Regions from separate parts of the Homo sapiens genome. Here region 1 is linked to region 2. A link is a loop called in an ENCODE intact Hi-C map of the cell type or tissue named here. Cell type or tissue: dorsolateral prefrontal cortex. All regions are shown on one strand. Each heading gives the region's core, and the rest is flanking DNA. Links, peaks and the distances in the headings are about the cores only.

What was found. Peaks named below come from ENCODE experiments on the same cell type or tissue, not always from the same donor. Only the 100,000 strongest peaks of a DNase experiment are listed, where the experiment ranks them.
Region 1: a loop joins it to region 2, with 4 times the contacts of the local background. A loop is called at or near these places in 4 of 110 quality-filtered maps.

What each region holds. Positions count from the first base shown.
Region 1 is chr16:7,198,441-7,209,633 of GRCh38, reverse strand. The region is part of intron 4 of RBFOX1 (RNA binding fox-1 homolog 1); the gene reads right to left. Among named protein-coding and RNA genes, the nearest start is that of LINC02152, 1.1 Mb to the left of the region's middle. In dorsolateral prefrontal cortex, for the core only: no CTCF peak of the experiment used is centred there; no DNase peak of the experiment used is centred there.
Region 2 is chr16:7,134,051-7,145,243 of GRCh38, reverse strand. All of the region lies in intron 4 of RBFOX1 (RNA binding fox-1 homolog 1), which reads right to left. Among named protein-coding and RNA genes, the nearest start is that of RBFOX1, 1.1 Mb to the right of the region's middle. In dorsolateral prefrontal cortex, for the core only: no CTCF peak of the experiment used is centred there; a DNase peak (open chromatin) is centred at 4,126.

The sequences.
Region 1 (11,193 bases), core at 1,079-9,078, 64 kb before region 2:
AAATTTAATAGAGTGGTTACAATGGGTAAGAGGAGCCATTTTTGATGAGAAGGTGAGGGTTGGCCTCTTTGAGGAGGTAATGTTTGCACTGAGAGCAGAAGGAAGGGCAAGAGCCAGCCATGTAATAAGCTGGCAGGAGCCAACTGCAAGTGCAAAGGCCTTGAGGTTATTATCCAAATGATAGCAGGGGCTTTTAAAAAGGTAAGTAAGTTAAAATGAGGTCACTAGGGTGGGCTCTAATCTAATCTAACTGGTGTCCTTATAAGAAAAGGAGATCTTGTTATTTATTTATTTATTTGAAACAGAGTTTCGCTCTTGTCGCCTACGCTGGAATGCAATGGCACGATATCAGCTCACTGCAACCTCTGCCTCTTGGGTTCAAGTGATTCTCCTGCCTCAGTCTCCCAAGTAGCTGGCATTACATGCATGCACTGCCACACCCTGCAATTATTATTATTATTATTATTATTATTATTATTATTATTATTATTTTGTATTTTTGGTAGAGACAGAGTTTCACCACGTTGGCCAGGCTGCTCTTGAACTCCTGACCTCAGGTGATCTGACCACCTCGGCCTCCCAAAGTGCTGGGATTATGGGCATAAGCCACTGTGCCCAGCTGAAAAGGAAATTTTGGACACAGACATGCATAGAGGGAAGATGAAGTGAAGAGTAGATGGGTCCCTCATGAATAGATTAATGCCCGCCAGGAAGGGAATAGAGGGTGAGTGAATTCTTGCTCTCTTAGTCCTTAGGAGAACTGGTGGGCTTTTTGTCTGTTTATCTGTTTGCTTACAGACACAGAATCTCACTCTTCACCCAGGCTGGATTGCAAGTGCTGCAATCACAGCTCACTGTAGCCTCAAATACCTGGACTCAAATAATCTTCTTGCTTCAGCCTCTCTATTAGTTGGGACTACAGGTATATGCCATCATGCCCAGCTAATCTTTTTAATTTTTTGTTGAGATACGGTCTTGCTATGTTGCCCAGGTTGCTCTGAAACTCTTACCCTGAAGCAAACTTCCCACCACAGCCTCCCAAATTGCTGGGGTTACAGGTATGAGCCACTGCACCCAGCAGAGAACAGGTTGTGAAAAAGAGCCTGGCTCCTCCCCACTATCTCTTGCTTCCCCTCCCACTATGTATCTCTGCACATACCAGCTCCCTTTCTCTTTCTGCCACGAGTGGAAGCAGCATGAAGTCCTCACCGGAAGCAGATGCTGGTGCCTGCTTCTTACACAGCCTGCAGAACCATAAGCCAAAACACCCCTCTTTTCTTTATAAATTCCCCAGCGTTAGCTACTCCCTTACTGAAACACAAGTGAACTAAGACAAACTGTCTCCAAATACAGTCACATTGTGAGGCAAAGGGAGCCAGGATTTCAACATATGAATTGGTGGAGGGACAATCTGGCCGATTATAGATGGTGACATAATTGGCTACAGTTTCATACCTCAGCCCAAGTAAGATACCTGCCTCCAAAAACCAAACTCCAGGGATACATAAACAGCCATCTCCAGCTTTTCCTGTAACCACCAAAGTTGCTCTTGCTTCCCTGTTGCAGGATTGATGTTGCCTAAAGTCCTAGTTTTCCAGAGAAGATACCATGCGCCGGTTTCAGTGAGTGATGGAAAAAAGAAACCCCACTTACAGGAGGCTCACAATAAAGGTAACTGAGAAGCTTCCCCAGGACTAAGATTGAGAGGAAGGAGAGGATGCACCCTGTGGAGTTCAACTCTCACTGTCACCATTTATCTTCTCCTTAGCTCTCTCTCCTGAATAAAGGTAAGATATTCTCTGGTGATAGATGGTGGCCTGCTCGTTCTATTGCTGCACATTCTAGGAGAAGCTACATGAACTGGGTGCAACAGGCAAATTAACCCTGGCTGTGTTGGAGGCAACTGCCTTACAGAGAACCCTAGGTAGCTCCACAGTTGTTGCATTCTTTTAAACAAAGATAAAACATTTCTTCCGCTCCATCCTTCTTTAGGTTGCAGAGACTGTTCTCAGCAAGGAGCACTGTTTTGCTGTCATAGTTTCCATGTCATTATTTTTTGTGGCAAGATCAGTCGTTAATCCAATCACGTCTTCATTCTGTCAATATTCACTGGATCATCTATTATGTAGCAGGCACTGTGCTAGGGGCCAGTCCGGGGGTTGCACTGGATGTGGTTTTAATAAAATGTTATGTTTTGACTATTTTGTGCTGTTGAGTTCCTCTCTCTACCATTCATGTGAACCTAACGGAGAGAGAAATAAAGATTCTTGGAAGGGACAGTGGAGAAATAAGAAAAATCATGTTCCATCTGGTCAGAAACATGCATGACTCACCAACCTGAAGCTAGCAGAATGAAGGGCCGGAACGTGACCAGAGGAACCCCCATAACGCCCGGCCAATGATGCCATATACATAAAAATGAGCAGCTACGGAAGACACAAAGGTAATGAAGATGCTATAAAAGAAAATACAGCGTACACCTCTTGCTGATCAGCTAAGAAATGCCATGAAGATGGATGGGGTGATTTGAAGCCTCAGTTACCAACTGTACAAAAGCACCTACACATCTGTAGGGTATTTCCATAAAGCCCTTGAAGTTGCCAGGATGAAGCATGGCATTGCACTGAGCTGCAAGGGGCTAAATTGGCTGCAAAAGGCCATGAAGCTCTGTGCACTGTAAGTGGGACTACCACACAGAACAGAAACAGACCATGCTGTAAGAAGCAATAAACTACTGTTTCAAGTTAAGACGGTTTCTCCAGCCTCTCCATTTTTTTTTTCTGATAAGAAGAGAATTGATTGTTTATAAATCCCAACTTAAAATGCCCCTTTCACTCTCCCCTGTTGCATATTTCTCCTTGGCCAGGACTGGGAATTCAGCTATGAGAAATCTCACAGTAAATGTCGTCGGCATCTGTTTGTCACTTCGTAAATCCTCACTCTGTGCTTGTCAGGACTTCAGGATCACCTTTTAAAACTAATCTAGCTGAGGGATAAGACAGCATTCTTAGCACTTCAACTTGAGTACGATATGACTGGCAATAAAATCAGCCTTAACCCATATGATTGGCAGAGGGAATGGTATTGCAGCAACTCATTTTTGAGAGCTTGCAAGTGTCTTTCTAAAATATATGTGTGTGTGTGTGCATATATATATGCACACACGCATATTATATATATTAATAAGGAAATATAATACATATATGTATATATATATTTCAGTAAGTAAATATTCTAATTGCTAAAAATGCATGTAGTGTATTTATAAGGGGTATGTTAGGCTTACTTGGCAAGGCAAAGTCAAACCAATTGCATGGTACACAACCTGAAAACTTTCACCTACTTCCCATTATTAACTTAGATACTTGCCATACAAACACAAAAGACTAAGATGTTACTGTCTGGTAAATCCACTTTACCTACTGGGTCTCCCTAGAAAGGTTATGAGTCTGTTTCTACTGACTTACTCCAATAATAAATATTACTGTGTGTACAAGATTATGTTTCTAAATTAGACTATCAGGTAAGCACTTCCCTAAACCTGCTTAACATTTTACTGAGTTCCTAGTGTCAGTCTAAGTAAAACTAAACATCCTACTCGCCTCTGGGTGGGCAAGCCACACCTGTGTTCAGAACACAACATCGGCCATAGGCTCATCATGTCGTAGATCAAATCGTATGAGAAAACCAGGCTGTCCTCCTGTATTCTAGCATAAACACCGAAGTGGGGACACCACTAATAGCTGCCTTGCTTTGGATGCGTTAAGCAGAGCACAATTGGCTCCTCAGTAATTACTACACACAGTTCTCTCAGTGGTAAGGTTTCAATTCACCTCATACAGATAATCACTGCAGTCCCTGCACTCACTTTTGCCCTTTTCAAAGACTCAGGGACTTCGTTTTCTTTCTGCCCATCACCAAAGACTGCAGATGGTGGACCAAGTTTACGTCAATGTTATTAATGACCAAGAAGGCATGGAATTTTGGTTTCTAAAATGTATCGTATTTTGTAAACACAGATTGTAGAAGTGAAAACAGGGTGGATAGGAACATTCTACTGAAAGGTTCATGTTTATTTCCGTAAGTTTTCTTTTTTTTCTTTTTCTTTTTTTTTTTTTCCTGAGACAGAGTCTCACTCTATCACCCAGGCTGGAGTGCAATGGCATGATCTCACTTCAACCTCCACCTCCTGGGTTCAAGCCATTCTCCTGCCTTAGCCTCCCGAGTAGCTGGGATTACAGGAGAGCACCACCACACCCAGCTAATTTTTGTATTTTTAGTAGAAATGAGGTTTCACCATGTTGGCCAGACTGGTCTTGAACTCCTGACATCAAGTGATCTGCCTGCCTCAGCCTCCCTAAGCACTGGGATTACAGGTGTGAGCCGCCACGCCCCGCCCATTTCCATACATTTTCACTCAACTGGAGTTTTCCAAAATATTCATCGAGCAAGCCTCATCTCTCTCACTATTTTTCTTGGTCTCTCAGCCTCTATCTTACTATCAGTGAAGGGAGGTGGGAGGAGAAAATCAGATAAAAGGGGAAGTAAATATTCCACATGTAACTTCTACCTCTATCTCATAGAGGAGTGGCATCATACTCCCACCTCCCCTTGTTACACATGGAAAAGAGAGTGTAGGATAAAGAGAAAGTCACAATATTCTTTGGGACAAAAAAGACAAGGAATTTCAAGTTGAAGTGCATAGTCCCAGACAGTGCAAGAGACATAGAAAGATGAATATATCCAAAACAGTCAAGAACAGAAAACCAAGGAGTAGAATGGCGAATGCCAGAAACTGTGCGGAGGGGAAAATGAGGAGTTACCAATCAGTTTGCATTAAGGGAGAAAAGAAGGAAAAGAGAAAGGATTGGGGAGAGGGGGAGAAAAGGAGATGAAGGAAGCCTCGCTCTAAAAATACAAGGAAAAATGCCAGTGAATAATCCCTGATGTCTTAGAACAGTGAGGAACTTTTTCATTTTTATTTTCTTAAGACACAGTCTTGTTCTGTTGCCCAGGCTGAAGTCCAATGGCACGATCATAGCTCACTACAGCCTTGACCTCCCAGGCTCAAGTGATTCTCCATCCTCAGCTTCCTGCGTAACTGGGACTACAGGTGCATATCACCATGCCTGGCTAATTTACTATTATAATTTTTATAGAGACAATGTCTTACTATGTTGCTTAGGCTGGTCTCAAACTCCTGGGCTCAAGTGATCCTCCCACTTCAGCCTCTCAAAGTACTGGGATTTCAGGTATATGCCATTACACCTGACCAGGAACTTATAAATATGGGAATGCTAATATTAAAGTGTTTGCAATCCTGTCCTCCCTCAGATTAAAATGGGATACACACAATGGCCTTGAGTGATGCTGCAAGTTTAGGGTGGGCCTGAGATAGAGGCAAGAGATGAGAGGTAGGATGAGATGGTTCATTGAGAATGGATCATTGGAATGAATGGTTACTCTGAGAAAGTAAAGCCTTCTGGCAGGTATCTGCAGATACCCTGTGGGTGCCGTGGATTTCCCACCTCCCATGGATTAGAGTTGTAGCCAGTTTAAATATGGAAATCTGGAGAAGTCAGGGGCACCCTGGCTGCAGATCGAAATGTTAGTTAAAGATTGCGACAGTCTTAAAATATAACGTAAGTGATGTTTGAGAACACAGCACAGCTTGTACAGCCCTATGTAAAGCAGATGCAAATCATATGTAAATGTGCACCTGTCCTTCTTGACTAGTTCTGACTTCAGCCCCTTCTGAGGACTGGCTCTCTGGACAAACTTAGATTTCTGGTTAAATCCGTGGCCGGTAAGACAATCACTTGCTGGGAAGGCACAAGATTGCCTTTGCTTGGTGGGTTATGAGGAGATTTCGAGAAAGAGTCACTAACCAAGCAGATATTTGCAAAGGGAAACAGAGAAATGGAAGAGACCATGTATTAACCAAAATGTGGACTAGGGCTCACACATAGAGGGACCCTATCTGAGCTGTGAGAAGCATGGACAAAGCTGTGCCAGCTGAAAACTCACTGCAATCCTGGGCACGGCCCACCTCTATAATTTTCCAATTCCTCACAGTGGTAACACAAATACAACATAAAAGTTACTATCTTAACCATTTTAAGCATACAATTCAGTAGCATTAAGTATATTTATATTGTTATGCAACCATCACCACCATAACCTCCAGAACTCTTTTTGTCTTGTAATACTGAAACTGTGTACCCATTAAACAATAACTGTCCTTTCCCCTACCTTCCTCTCCACCAGCCACCACCATTCTCCTTGACTCTCTGCTTTTCACTACAAACTTCATGTGAGTGGAATTATACAGTGCGTGTGTTTTTGTGACTGGCTTATTTTACTTAGAATAATGTCCTCAGGGCTCATTTGTGAAGCATGCGTCAGAATTTTCTTCCCTTCTAAGGTTGAATAATATTCCATTGTGCGTGTGTGAGTATCACATTTTGCTTATCTGTTCATCATTGATAAACACTTGTATTAGTCCCATATTTTAGCTGTTATGAATATGAGTGTAAAAACATTTCTTTGGCTGGGTGCAGTGGCTCACGCCTGTAATCCCAGCACTTTGGGAGGCCGAGGCAGGCGGATCACGAGGTCAGGAGATCCAGACCATCCTGGCTCACACGGTGAAATCCCATCTCTACTAAAAATATAAAAACAAAATTAGCCTGGCACTCCAGCCAGGGTGACAGTGAGACTCGGTCTCAAAAAAAAAGAACATTTCTTTGAGGCTGTACTTCAGCAGACCCCAACCTTTTTGGCACCAGGGACCAGTTTTGTGGAAGATAAACTAATGGCCAGGGTGGGGGGCTGTTGCAGGGGATGGTTTCAGGATGAAACTGTCCCACTTCAGATCATCAGGCATTAGATTCTCATAAGAAGTGCACAACCTAGATCCCTCACATGCAGAGTTCACAAAAGAGTTTGTGCTGCTGTGAGAACCTAATGCCGTGGCTGCTCTGACAGGAGGTCGAGCTCAGGTGCTGATGCAAGCAATGAGGAGTGGCTGTAAATACAGAAGAAGCTTTGCTTGCTCATCCACTGCAGCCCAATTCCTAACAGGCCATACACCGGTACCACTACATGACCCAGGGACTGGGGACCCCTGCTCTACATTCACCTCTTTTAAATATATATCCAGAATAAGAATTGTTGGATCATCTGGCAGTTCTATTTTTAATTATTTGGGAATCTCCATGCTGTCTTCCACAGCACCTGTACTATTTTACCTTCCTACCCACAGGGCGTAATGGGTCCAATTTTTCCACATCCTTATCAACACGTGTTTTCTGTGCTTCTTTTTTTTTTTTTTTTATTTGCAGCCATCCTAATGTGTGTGAGGTGGTATCTCATTGTAATTTTTATTTGTCTTTTCTCTAATGATTAATGATGTTGAGCATCTTTTTTCATGTGCTTATTGGCCATTTGTTTATGTTCTTTGAAGAAATGTCTATTCAAGTCCTTTAACCATTTTAATCAAGTTGTTTATATTGCTGTGGTTGTTGTTGTTGTTGAGTAACCCATATTGATTTTTGGAGACAGTTAAGCGGCTCTAGGAGAAAGACCATGGGAGGATCTTCCAAAGTCAATGCAAATTCTACATTTATGCATATCCTCCTAACACATGCTACTTAGGTGTTAATTGGCTTCCCAAACTTCTGCAAGTTCTGCCAGTGTTACCTCTGAAATAAATCCCTCGTACATCTCCTCTGCCATCTAAGTCTACCCCACCATCAATACTCCCTCTGATCTACAGTCTACAGTCACTGCCCAAATGAGCTTCCTAACTTCACGCTTGCCGTGCCCATTCTCTACCAGCCTGGGTAAGCTTTGTAAATAAGAATCAGATCGGCCGGGCATGGTGGCTCTTGCCTGTAGTCCCAGTACTTTGGGAGGCTGAGGTGGGTGGACCACCTGAGGTCTGGATTCAAGACCAGCCTAGCCAACAAGGTGAAACCATATCTCTGCTAAAAATACTAAAAATTAGCCAGGCGTGGTGTTGGACACCTGTAATCCCAGCCACTTGGGAGGCTGAGGCAGGAAAATCGTTTGAACCCAGTGGGGCAGAGGTTGCAGTGAGCCCAGATTGTGCCATTGCACTCCAGCCTGGGCGACAAGAGCAAAACTGTCTCAAAAAAAAGAAAAGAAAAAAAAAAAAAAGAATCAGATCGTGGCATTCTCTTGCCTAGATCAAACTAAGGACCTCCTGCCTCAGCCAGAATAGAATCCCCACTTCTTAACATAGCCCACAATAGGAGACACAGGACTTGATCTCTCCTGTTTCCTTCACCTCAGCTGGTGACTTCACCTCTTCTACTACCTGGCTCTCCGTTGTTTCTCTGCTATGCTGTGTTGCTCACTTTGGTATCTGGCATTCCTTTGGTTTGGGATGTTTCTCCCTGAGAGGTGCATATACCAGACTTTGTTTTAACCTCAGAGAGGTCTTTCTCTCCAACCCTTGCCCCAATTCCTCTCTCTCATATCTTCCAGCTTTGTTGCCTGCAGAGCAATTTTTACATTCAGAAATAAATTTATATTTGTGATTCCCACACTGATCTCATAAAATTCAATTTGGTTGCTATTTAGAGAGTCCCCAAATAATGGTGGCTTAAACAAAATATAGATTAATTTTTCTCTCCCATACAAGAAGTTCAGGGCTACATATTCCATCTTAAACCTTCTTGCCTCATTCACTTTTTTATTCCATTATCCTTAGAACATAGATTCCACCAACGAAGTTGCCTCAAAGTCACATAATGTCATACAACAGCGCGGAGAAAGCATGAAAGGGCCTATGGTGTTTTCATCACGATGAGTTAGTCCCTATTAGAGGCTTTTCCCAGGATGCATGTCTAATAATTTTCACTGCCATCTTAATGGGGATCCCTCTCTGCTAAGCCGAGGAACACAGCATTATTATCCTTTAATTTGGGGCATACTGACTCTGACTAAGTGAACTATTTCCAAGCACTCTATTCCTTTAAAAGAAGGCATAAAGGGATACTGGGTAGACAGCTGGCAGTTTCTGTCACAACTCCTTCTTGAATGTTTTTCCTCGAGCAGAAAATATGAGCTCCATGCAAGCAGTGATGTTGTCTGTGGGGTATATTGCAACATCATCCTTAGTGCCTACTGCAGTGTCTGACAGGCACACCATAAATAGAGGTGCAATAAACATTTGCTGAATATGGAGAGAGCACAGTTGTGGGTTATATTTTCTAAGATGATACTTAACGATGCACATGCGTGCTTCCTGTCACATTCAGGCTCTTCCATAAGACAGGCCAACTTAGTGTCACCATTAAGTTATTCACTTCTCCACTCCACTCCCTGGGAAAACCTACCTGCTTTAAATCTCAGAACCACAGTATCATCCTTACCATCTACAAGGACAGTCGAGTTTCCTTTCTAAAAGTCACTACTTCCTAGGATTTTGCATTATATTCCAGGTGGAGGCCCAATTTGTAGCCCAGAACAATTCAAACCAGTTTTGTTGGTGCTATGTGTTCATGTCCCTGACACTATTATGTATTATGACTAGTATCTGACTTTTAGATTTCACTCTAGAATTTCCCAGAAATCTGGCTCTATGATTGTGACTATCCACATTCTGAGCACATTCAAGAATGAGATTACAAAAGTGTTCCCCAACACGTTGTTTGTTCTTTTGTCTAATTTCTTTGTTGTTGTTGTTGTTGTTGTTTTGTTTTGTTTTTTTGAGATAGAGTCTTGCTCTGTTGCCCAGGCTGGAGTATAGTTATGAGATCTGAGCTCACTACAACCTCCACCTCCTGGGTTCAAGCAATTCTTGGGTCTCAGCCTCCTGAGCAAACTGGGATTAAAGGTGCCTGCCACCATGCCCAGCTAATCTTTGTATTTTAGTAAAGACGGGGTTTCACCACGTTGGCAAAGGCAGATCTTGAACTCCTGACCTCAAATGATTGGTCTGCCTCAGCCTGCCAAAGTGCTGGGATTACAGGCGTGAGCTACTGCACTGCCCAGCCTTTTTGTCTAATTTCATCCCAGCCCTGATCAGATTATTGGCTGATTCTGTGTATGGAAGTAGATACCATTCCTCTGAACATGAGTATACACAGCAATGACAGGTGTTTGGCTGTGTTAAAACTTCCAAACCTTCAGGCGTACGCTGCCTGAAACACTCAGTCATTCATTTCCAAAGACATTTTGAAGTGCATGATTCAGGGCCTATTTGGAAAACATTTCTCACCTACTACTTTTTAAATGATTACCATTCGATTTTTCAAATGATAAAACAGAAAAAAAACCCTTTAAACACTCAGTGGATCCTGAATTATTAAACATAAAAGGGCACTTTGGTGTATTTATTATCACACTGAAGGAAATCTTGTCTGGTTTAAGCTCTTAGCTCCTTAAAATGTCCCCCTCTATGCTGAAGTGCAGTTAAAAATGCATTGCCATAAAAATCCATCCATTTCCAATTTTCTCATCAACAGTCCCTAACATTGTGAGCTGTCACCTCTGCAGCCTGTGTTCTTCCTCTGGGGAGGAGGACGGACCTGTGGTGATGATATTCTTACTTCCCTTGTCCCTTGGAACTGAAACTCAGTCCTGGTGCTTGGAGCTGTCTCCTTTTCTACTTTCCCAGATGGACACCATTTCTCTAAGGGTTGATTTCAGGGGTTCTCCTGCAAGCATGGTTCATACTGAGCAAACTGTGAACAAGGCAGCCAACTCATTGCCTGGGAACCAACACTATATTTTGCCTCTGATAGTGTGCTATGGTTTCAATGTGTCCCCCAAAGTCCATGTGTCAGAAATTTAATATCCATTGCAACAGTGTTGGGAGGTGAGGCCCAGTAAGAGGTGATTAGATTACGAGAACTCCACTTTCACGAATAAAGTCATTACTGCTGCAGTGAGTTAGTTATCATGTGAGTGGATTGTTATAAAAGTGAGTTCATCTATTCTTCCCTCTTGCCCTTCCACCATGTGATGGAGGAGCAGGAAAGCCCATGTGATATGCAGTGTCATGCTCTTGGACTTTCCAGCCTCCAAACCCATGAGCCAAATACACTTTGATTGCTTTTAAGTTACCCAGTCTTAGATATTCTGTTACAAAAACACAAAACAAACTAAAACACTCTGTCTTCCTGTTTTTGATTTTATCTCTTTTGCAATGGAGGTGGAATT
Region 2 (11,193 bases), core at 1,066-9,065:
AACAGAGCAAGACTCCATCTCAAAAACAAAAAACAAAACAAAACAAAACGAAACAAAAAAGGGTAGGGGGTAAAGAAATGATTGGGATGGTACCCCCTGCTTGCAGCAAAACCATCCTGAGACTTGTAGGTGCTTATGTCTGGAAAGGGATCACTGTCAAGCTAGGATTGGTACCAAAAGAGCAGACCAGTCACATCCGGCTAGGATTTGCCCAGAACAAAACCTTTTTAAAAAACAACGTCAGCTGACCTGTTTCAGAATTCTTATCTCCCTGCACTCCACTGGGGGAGGGGGAGAGGGGCTGACTTTCATGTAGGCAAAGGTGCCTCACATCAGAGACACTGGGCTGCTGGAGACCCCAGGGAGACACAAACCCAATACTGCTAAATGGCAACCTTCAGCAATCACCTTCTCGGGCCATAAAGACTCTTTTATTCCATAGCTTGATTTGCTATTGATTTAGGGCTCTTTTTCATAGTGATGCAGGAAAACATTTTATTTTCTCATATGTAGGTGGGAGGGAGACTATCTGGGGAAAGCGGAGGGAAGCTGCTCTGCAGAGTGAAAACCATCATTTAATGAATGCTGGCAGGAAGGGAGGGCTCTCTATGGCATCACTAAATGTTCAGACTTGAACTTTCTAAATAGGTCTAGATTCAGGCGCAGTAGCTCATGCATGTAATTCCAGCTCTTTTTGCGGCTGAGGCAGGAACATCGCTTGAGCCTGGGACGTTAAGGCTGCAGTGAGCTGCTGTGTGTGTGCCACCACTGCACTCCAGCCAGAACAACAGAGGGGCCCTGACTCAAAAAAAAAAAAAAAAAAAAAGAAGAAAGAAAAAGAAAGAGAAAAGAAGAAGTTTTAACCTGGGTGGCCATGGATAGTGTCCAAGGATGGGTACCAGAAAGTGTGAACCCTAAAGTGACGGTACAAAATGGTGTTATCTTTGTGCATATATCAATTCCTCTGGGGAGGAAGTTCTTTGCTTTCATTAAACACTCAAATAATTCCAAGACCCCTCAAAATGAGGAAATCTTTAAGAGGAGAAATGGAGTCTATCCGTCTATCCATGTCCTTTCTTAAACAATCATTTTTGCAAACTAGAGAGATATTCATGATCTATTACCTAGAGGAGCAAATTCTATGAAGACGTTTTCCCCCAAGGGAAAAAGCCTACAGACACATCAACCCGAAACTCAGCCTTTACGGACCTTGAAAACTACACAGGAACCAAACTATGAATGTTCCAAAGACAACACCATGGTTTAAAGAGAGTTATGATTGTTTTCAGAAAAAAAACTAACAAGATTATTCCATTGTCTGTGAATAGACATTACAGTAATAGCTCCTAGGGACTATATAGTAGTAGCTCTTACCTTCTAGGATCTTATAGTACCTGCTAGGATCTTGTACTACCTGTAAGATATACTGTGTATAAGCAGTATACACAGTAAGCACAGTGTAGATACTCAGTAAGCACTGCTAAATAGTATAAATGAACCAATAAACCCATGGATGAATGTATGATCAAATGAAGGACTTTGGAGAAGTTTTAATGCTGAGGATCGTATCTGCAGAGAGCTGAACTCCCAGGTTTCAGAGACTCACTCACTCCCCTTCAAGGACACAGAAAAGATAAAAAGGGTGAGTGAGAAGGAGGTCTGGGAGAAAGCTACCCCATAAATACAAGGTATTGTTATTTTTATTTTTATTGGTGCTTCTGCTGCCTCCAGGGGCGGGGGTAGGATATGGGAATATGGCTAATTTTCTGCTTGACTCCAGACAGATTCTAAATTACTGAGGCACATTTTATTTTAAATTGACTAATAAAGAAATCTCACACCCCACACCATTTCACATTTTCTTGGGTCGTTTAATGTTCCCACTTTTCTACAGTGGCTCAGTCCTCTCCCTGAGAGCTGGGTCGGGAATGCGGTGGAGGAGGGCTGGAAAACAGTTGGACGCATTGTCATTTCTCCTCTCTCTTCCTCTCTCTCTCTCTAATTTTCCCTGATCAAAACACAAAGAAAATGACAAAAAATATCACCCTGAATCAGATGCCTTGCTTTTATGCTCACTTACACCAAAAAACACGTACGGCTTTTTGCTTTCCCCAACATAAAAATAAATGGAAAACATTTTGCAAATGTCAAATGCTATATGAAAGGAAAAAATATGAAGGACACTGCACACATAAACAATAGTATTAATGACAAATTTTACCTCTCCTAAAGCACTCTCAACCACCCAGTCCCAATTTTGGAGTCATATCTCAAGGGTCAGAAACCAGCTATATCATAGGTAGAAATGGATTCTCACAGAAAAAAAAAAAATACTCTGCAGATGTGTCTGCAGATGATATTAAGGAAAAGAGAAGAAAAATAAGAGAAAATTACTCAGGGCTGACCATTTTCTTTCTATCTTTCATTCATTCAATACTGGTTTAAGCAACACTGTGTTCAGAACGGTGTAAGGCATTGGGAATGTCATATACAAAACAGTAGAGGTGGTTCTCACTGGAATGCAGTGACCTTAGAGAGGGAGACACATATTAAAGACATGTATATACAAACAAGATAATTACTGATTAAACTGTTATCAATCAAAATGCTCTGATTGACAGTCCAGAAGATGAGTAGATAAGGGAAAATCCCAGTGAGAAAATAATATTGAGGCACAGCCCAATGGCTAAGAAAGAGCCGGCCATGCGGAGAACAGTATAGGGAAGAGCCCATACAAACACTCAGGGGTAGGACACAATCTTAAATTGTTCCAGGGACTCTCAGGAAGCCAGAGTCGCCTGCGGTACAGGGGCTGATGGAAGAGTGACACGAAATGACATCAACAAGAAGCTCAGGACATGGACCTCATTTCACGGGCATGGTAACCAGTCTGATTTTTTTCCTAAGTGAAATGGGACTTGGCTAGGTGTGGTGGCTCATGTCCATAATCCCGCCACTTTGGAAGGCTGAGGTGGGAAGATTGCTTGAGCTCAGCAGATCAAGGCCAGCCTGGACAACATGATGAAACCCCATCTTTACAAAACATACAGAAATTGGTCAGGTGTGGTGGTGTGTGCTCGCAGTCCCAGCTACTTGGGAGGCTGAGGTGTGAGGCTCCCTTTAGCCTGGGAGGTTGATGCTGCACTGAGCTATGATCACACCACTGCACTCCAGCCTGGGCAACAGAGTGAGACCCTGTCTCAGATAAAAAGAAGAAAGAAGGAAGAAGGAAGAAGAAGGAGGAAGAAGAAGGAGAAGATGGAGAAGAAGGAGAAGGAAAATAAGAAATAGGATCCCGCTGAAACATCTTAAGGGGGAAGGGGACTGACATGACAGATTTATGAATTTCCAAGGTCACTATGGCTGCTGTGCAGAGAATAGGTGAGAAGAAACAAGAGCAGTAGCATGGTGTCCAGTCAGAAGGCTGGTGCGGTCGTCAATATGATGGACCGTGACCAGGCTGGTGACAGCAGGGACAGAGTAGGAAAGATGGATTAGAACTTACTGGTGGATAGGATGATGAGGTAAAGGAGAAGAAGGGATCCAAAAGACTATAGTAGCTCATCCCTTGTAAACACTAAAGTTAGATGAGTTTAACTCATCCAAACTACAAATGGCATTAATATGTTAATGAACATGCAATCTTTCATCTGGTACAGGGAGCCATAAATGGCCCCACCTTCCAAAATAAAAATAAAAATAAAATAACAATGATCCTTGATGCACTCTAGCAAAACTCCATTTCCGTGCTTTATGCTCTCATTGACTGCTGCGCATTTTCCCCTTAGAGCACACCTGAGAACTTGGATTAACAATCATGCGATAAGGTCTTCTAGCTGCCGCCCAAGCTGTATTTTAAGGTCCATCAGAGAAGGGGTCCTATCTGTCTTGGTCAGCATTAGATTCCCAGAACCAAGCACTGTGTCTGGTATTCCGTGGGTGAATAATGAATAAATATTGGGTGTGAATAGATGCCCTGAACTTAACTCCTTGAAGGGCAGGAAGCGATCTGGATCCAGCACTAACACTCACCCATTATTTCCCGGCCTCCTCCCCAGGATCCTCCTACTTGCTCCCCAGCTGACTGCAAGTCTAGACACATCATCCTGATAAAGCCAGAGCCACTTTGCACAAGATGACTCATGGTTCAGAAACCACCCCAGCTCATCGTCAGGAGGTTCCCTGGTTTGCTGAGGGTGGCTTCCTGGCAGAGCTCTGCAAAGCTGGAGGAGGCTTCATTATTACTTCCAACGAGGGTTCCTCTTCACTCCCTCCTTCTCTCTCCCAATTCCACGTTAGGCTCTGAGACACTTAGAAACCATGCTTGAATCCCTTTGGGAAAGATGCCAACGCCTAATGGAAGCATTTCACAAAAGAGCTTCATGAAATCCTGCTCCTGGAGTCCGCCAAGAGGTGTGGATCTTTGAAATCCATTATGAGCATACCAAGGAAACATCCTGGAAAGTTTAACGCTACCTTCCCCATAAATATTTCCTCATTCAAGTCTCCGTCTCTCACTCCCAGTTCCAATAATTATTGCACAGGATATCACTCTGAGAGGTTCTGCTTTCAGCGTTTCACACAGGAATTGTTGGTTCAGATATTGATGAGCTCTGCCTAGAAATATGCCACATTCTTTTATTCATTCCTTTAAAAAAATAGAAAGATGCCCCCAAATTCATCAATGCATTCATTTATGCACTTAAAAGATGTATTTATTAAACTCATACTATATGCTAGGTCCTGGGTATCCAACAATAAATTGAAGAAATCATTTCTCTCCTTACAAAACTACATATTTGGGAAGTTAGACAATATAGCCATGAAAACATAAGTGCAAACTGAGCGAAGTGGCACAGAAAATGAAGAAAATCCTATCATACAGACTCAGAGTGGGGAAAAGAAACTTTGTGTGGTCAGAAAAATAACCAAGAGAAGGTGACCTTTAAAAAACTAAAAAAAAAAAAAAAAAAAAAAGCCATTTAAAAAAAAATGGACAAAATTTATTTGTCCATTCAGAAAATGGACAAATTGGGAGGGAGAAGGAGGGAGAGAGAGAGAGAGAGAGAGAGAGAGAGAGAGAGAGGGAGAGAAGGAGAGAATAAGAGAATGAGAATGAATTAGTTTCATGCAGAGAGAAAGAGAGAACAGTCCATAAATACCTAGACAGAGCCTACCATTCTTTGGCTAATATTCCTAATCCCCTAATGCCCAGACAGCTATCTTTTTCCAGGTGTCCTGGGATCCACTGCAGTCTTGACTTGGATATCAAGTCAGCAACTAAAACTCATGTCAGTTCTTCCTTCCAGGCTTATGTCTTTACCTTCTTCCTCCTCCACAGCCAACATTTTACAAGCTCACCCCATCCTAAGGGTCTTAGCTTCCTCCTCAATTCCTCATTCCTTAAGACATGAATGCTTGTCTTCTGTCCACAGCAACTAAAACTGCCCCCTGAAAGCTCACCGATGAACTTAAAAAAAAAAGAATCCAATCAATGTATTTCTCAGTCTTCAACCTCTTCATGGCCTTTGGTTTTATTCACCAACCCAACATTCTTGAAACATTCTCCTCTCCCTTGCCTCTTTACCAAAAACTGAAACTGTCGAGGGTGGACTCAGGTCTCTGATCCTTTCCTCACCATTGCTGATAAAAGTAGTAGTAGTAGAAGTTACCCTTACCCTTGATCCAGCACAGATAATATGCCAGGAACCATGTTAAGCATTTTAAAAACCTGGTTGCAAACTATCTGGGGCTATTTAGTTAGGATTTTCCTCCTCTCTTCCATCACTCAAACAGGTAGGTATATAGGACCCTCTTTGTCTCTGAACTCAAGAAGGAAAAGGAATAGAGTTAGTGGAGGGATGAAGCCAAGCATGGCAGAAAGACAATTCTGTCTGTAAGAAGCTTTTGCTTTTCCAAAAGCTGGTTGTTGAAGTGATTATGTTGGATGTTCTGCATGGGGAGTGACAGAGTAGCTATAATGAAAATAGAAAAAGAAAGAGAAGAGAGGAGGAGCAGACACACACACACACAAACACACACACATACACACACACACACACACACAGAGAGAGATTGATTTCATCTGCATTATAAAAGAGATGTCCAGACACTGGTAAGAATATCAAAATCTGTAAGTTGACCATGCATGGTGGCTCATGCCTGTAATCCCAGCACTTTGGGAGGGCAAGGAAGGCAGATCACTTGGGGCCAGGAGTTTGAGACCAGCCTGCTCAAAATGGTAAAAACCTGTCTCTACTAAAAATATAAAAATTAACTAGGTGGTAGGAGGCTGTAATCTTAGCTACTTGGGAGGCTGAGGCACAAGAATTACTTGAACCCGGGAGGCGGAGCTTGCACTGAGCCTAAATCACACCATTGCACTCCAGGCTAGGCAGCAGAGCCAGACTCCATCTTATAAAAAAAGTCTGAGTTTATCCAGCAGCAGAGCTCTCCAAAGGGAAATGGATGTGTGTTCCTTGTTTTAGTGAAATATTCAAGTCTCAAGCATACGGCCTGCAGAAATGCAGCCTATATATCTGGGAGATGATGAAGGTAGATGATTAGGCAGGTCCTCCCCATCCCCTTCACCTTTGTAGGCCCCAGGTGAGAATTATTATCTTTTGCATAATGGGGGGTTACATTTCCTGGCCATGAAGGAAAAGTGGGGATGAGGATAAAATTAACGTTGTTTCACAATAACACAAAACTGTGCTTCTTATTCCAAGACTGAGTTTGTGGGCAGAGATGTGCATGCTCATTCTCTTCTTTGTCCTGGTTGGGTCTGGTGCTTTGAGCATCCTTGCCTCCACGTTGCCAATAAGGAAATCTTGTCCCAGAAAGTTACATGACTTGCCCATGTGACATAGTGCCAAAGCCAAGATTTACAGAAGTCCGTTTAACACTGAAACCCTTGGTCTTATTTAATGAGTCATGTTGCTGAAGATCTCATGTGTGGCCTCTTATTTTTCTCCCTTTATATCTGCACCCTCTCAGCAATCTTACCATCTCTCATGACTTCAGGTATTCCTTTCGCCATCCTCATTGCCCCATCTGATCCTCACACCCAAAGCTTTGGATTTGCATTATCTGTTTACCCTATTTGAGTCAACAGCGCTTTCTGTATGATTTGGCTGTGATACGAATCTCTGAGTCACCATTCTCTCCAAACATTGCTTCATTCTTAAGATGGTGACTAAAATTCCAGCTCCTCTGCTGTGTCACCTCGGGCAAGTTACCTAACCTCTCTCTACGTGCATTTTCTCATCTGTAAAACCATGAAAATAGAGGCTAACTCACTGAAATATTGAGTATTTAATTAGCTAATGTACATCAAGCTAAAAAGTTAAAACAATATCTGGCAAATCACAGATGCTCAATAAAAATCAGCCAAAACATGTAGTGAGCCTGTGCACATACATTTGCAGATGAACTACAACCTTCCCCTTTTGGAGTTTCTACTCCAGGACCAGGTAGGGACTGTTGCATAATGTTATGTGTTCGAGTTTACCACCATTATTCCTTTGAGTTAAGTTGCTGTTGTCACGTATCAGGCTTCTAACCAAGGAGCTTGCCCCTAATCTGAGGTTCCCTTCTAAGTTTCCTTTTGTATTAGTCCGTTTTCAGGCTGCTGATAAAGACATACCTGAGACTGGGTAATGTATAAAGAAAAGGAGGTTTAATGGACTCACAGTTCCACGTGGCTGGGGAAGCCTCACAATCATGGCGGAAGGTGAAAGGTACTCCTTACATTGGCAGCGGGCAAGAGAGAGAATGACAACCAAGTGAAGGGGTTTCCCCTTATAAAACCATCAGATCTCATCAGACTTACTCGCTACCACGAGAACAGTATGGGGGAAACTACCCCCACAATTCGATTATCTCCCACCAGTTCCCTCCCACAACATGTGGGAATTACAGGAGCTACAGTTCAAGATGACATTTGGCTGGGGACACAGCCAAACCGTATCACCTGTGCTGGTCAGAATAGGTTTTCTAAAGCTGGAAAGCCTCTGATGACTTCCTAGTGTGCACCAGAAGAGTCCAGCTAGCTCAGTAAAGATTAGACTTTGCAGCTGGACTCAGATGTACCTAGAAACCCACTGCATCATTCTTTAGGTATTTATTTTAGACTATCTAACTTCTCTGGGCCTCAGTTTCTCCTTTATAGAATAGAAATAATAATAGTGTTTGGTGATACAAATAGGAACTTAGTGTCCAGTTGGCAAACAAAAGACTGAAATAAAAGTCCTGTTGCAGGGAGGCAGGGCATGGGCATCCAGTCCTGGCCCATGGGCCATGACGAGGAATGAAAGGGCCCCAGCGCAAACTTCTAGATGCCTCCTTCCTGCCCAGGCATGCAGTAGATTTTGTGTATGAGAGAAATAAACCCATGTAGCATTAACCCCTCTGGTACAGAGATTTTTGTTGCCATATCAGAATTTAGAATGCCCTGGTTAATACTAACCACTATCCACCTGATGACTGTGCTCTGGCCTAGCACTATCCGATAATTTTCCCTAGATGGGGCCAGGTGAAGTGACTCACACCCGTAATCCCAACACTTTGGGAGGCCAAGGCAGGAGGATTGTTTGAGGCCAGGAGTTCAAGATCAGCCTGGGCAACATTATGAGACCCAGCCTCTACACAACAAACAAACAAACAAATTAATTAGCTAGGTGTGGTGGCGTGCACCTGTAATCCCAGCTACTCGAGCGGATGAGGTTAGAAAATCACTTTAGCCCAGGAGTTTAAGGCTGTATTGCACCATCATTGCACCACTGCCCTCCAGCCTGGATAACAGAACAAGACCCTGTCAAAAAAAAAAAAAAAAAAAAAATCCCAAGATGATAGAGATGTTCTGTATCTCTACTAGGTATTGGCTCCAATATGACAGCTACTAGTCACAGGGGGGTCATTGGACACTTGAGATGTGGCTAATATGAGACAAACTGAACTGTTGATTTCATTAAACTTTAATTAATTTACATTTCAATATCCACTGTGATTACTGGCTACCATATGGACGAACACAAAGAACTAGCCTTTATTCTGTTCCTTGGAAATGCCAAACTCTCCCGAATCTTGAGGTCTTTCCATTTACTGTGGAAAACCATTTCCAGCCAATCTCTTCCTTTGACATTCTTGCCTGCAAGGTGTTTAGTCTTTCACTCTGCTCAGTTACAAATATGCTCCAACAATACCACATTACTCCTTCAGGCTTCAATGAGCAGCACTGTGCTTTACAGGAAGAGCACCTAGGCAAAAATGAATGCAACTGTTATGGATCTTTATTTTCCGATGAAATGGCAACTCCAAAGACAATGCAGATGAACCTGTGTGCCAGATGCAAAATAGAACAAACAGAGCTTTCTTTGAATTATTCTAGATCCAAACTACCTGAAAAGGCCAATCTGCAGTCAAAAAGACTAGAAATAAGTGGAATGAGGCCTTCAGAATAATTACATGTGGTTAATTGAAAAATGTTAATCATGTCATATTAGGAGGAAGACAGGGTTAAATTGGTAAAATTTCAATTCACTTAGGCCTTATCTCTTGTTGGAATGAACCAGACGATTAATCCTCAATATTCTTCAGGGATGCCGCGAACAGCGGCAATTAAATTAACAACTACAAAGTTTATGCTCAGAGATTCAAAAATGAAAGATGGAAACACTTTAATTTTTCACAAGTTGTTACCTTAATTATCTTCTTATTGCTCTGTCTCTTTTTCCTCATTACAAAAACACACCCCTTAGTATTCACGGATCCCTTTAATTTGCTGTAGCTTGGTAACAATGTAAGAAATGTCATCGAAGATGCAAAGTCATAAATCTTACTTTGTGCATGCTCATTGAAAATAAATTGTTCTGCTGTGCCTAGTCTCAGTGTTCTTTCTGCAAAGTGCTGACAAATTTCCTCTTGCAAACAAATAATGTGGAGTCTCTCTAAGCCTCTGTCCACTGCAGAGTTACTTAGTTGCTTTAATCCAACAGCAACAACAAAAAAATTCCTAGACAGGGCTGAAACTTAATTGGTCAGGTTCATGAAATACACTGAGGAAACAGAACAATGTAACAGGGAAATAAACACGAACTCAGAAATTCCTTTTCTAACATACAGAACAGACATAAAAACAGCCTCAGGATAAGTCAGTTTTACCAAATGTGAAGTTTTAAAACCTTCTTTATTTTGTTTTATTTTATTTTTCTCAGAATGATATCTCTGTATTGTCAGTGTGGAATCCCACTTTGCAAAGATTGGATAATTCATCTCTCTCTCTTGGAACGCGGCTAATCAAAATTGAAAAAAAAAAAAGATAAATTCAACGGCAACCACCATAAAGCCAAAGAATGCTGCCTCACAGTGATTTAACAGGTCCACTGACATATGTGCATTAAAACTGTAACCATCACAAACATTATCTGCATGCTATGTACTCCTTTAACATTAACTCAGAAGCCTGTTTGCAAATTCGGTACAGCACACAAGCCATCTACAGCAGCAGCAACAGCAACTACAACACAACAAAAGTAGTTTTCACAGTCAGGATTTCTAAGTAGCCTCTGTTGATGTGAATGAAAGCTGACGGAATTCTTTTCTTCAACGATCATTTTCTGGATGTGGGCAGGGTGAAGGGAGAGGAGGCAGGGGAAATCAATGATATAATTAAGAAAATAGGCTAGCAATTTGGAAACTGTGAATGAAATTAAAAACAAACCTATCACAAAACTCTGGGCTGAAACAGCAATACGATCAAATGACTGTGAGTCCAAACTGGAAAATGCATGAAAACATATCAATAATTGGATGCATCACATCCTCAATGCCTGAAGAAGTAATCACCATCACTATAAATCCTCTCCCAGAGCGATGTTAAAGTCTTTGACGGTTATATATACTGGAGCAGTATCATCACTTAGTCTACTTTCTGAATTTCCAAAGTTTCACAGCAAAATGTCATATCCCCAGAGAACATCCTCACAACAAATTATTAGCACAGCTCTATTGATCACCATCCAAATGGCAAAAATCTCAATAAATTTCATCTGGACCTTTACTGAAACCTCAAAAATGCATTACACCCCTCTCTGCTGACCACCGTTTTTATGATCGCTATTGTATTTGCAGGGCAGTCAATTTTATACAGCATAACAAACTGCCAAGTGCTAACGTGATTCCCTCCATTACTGA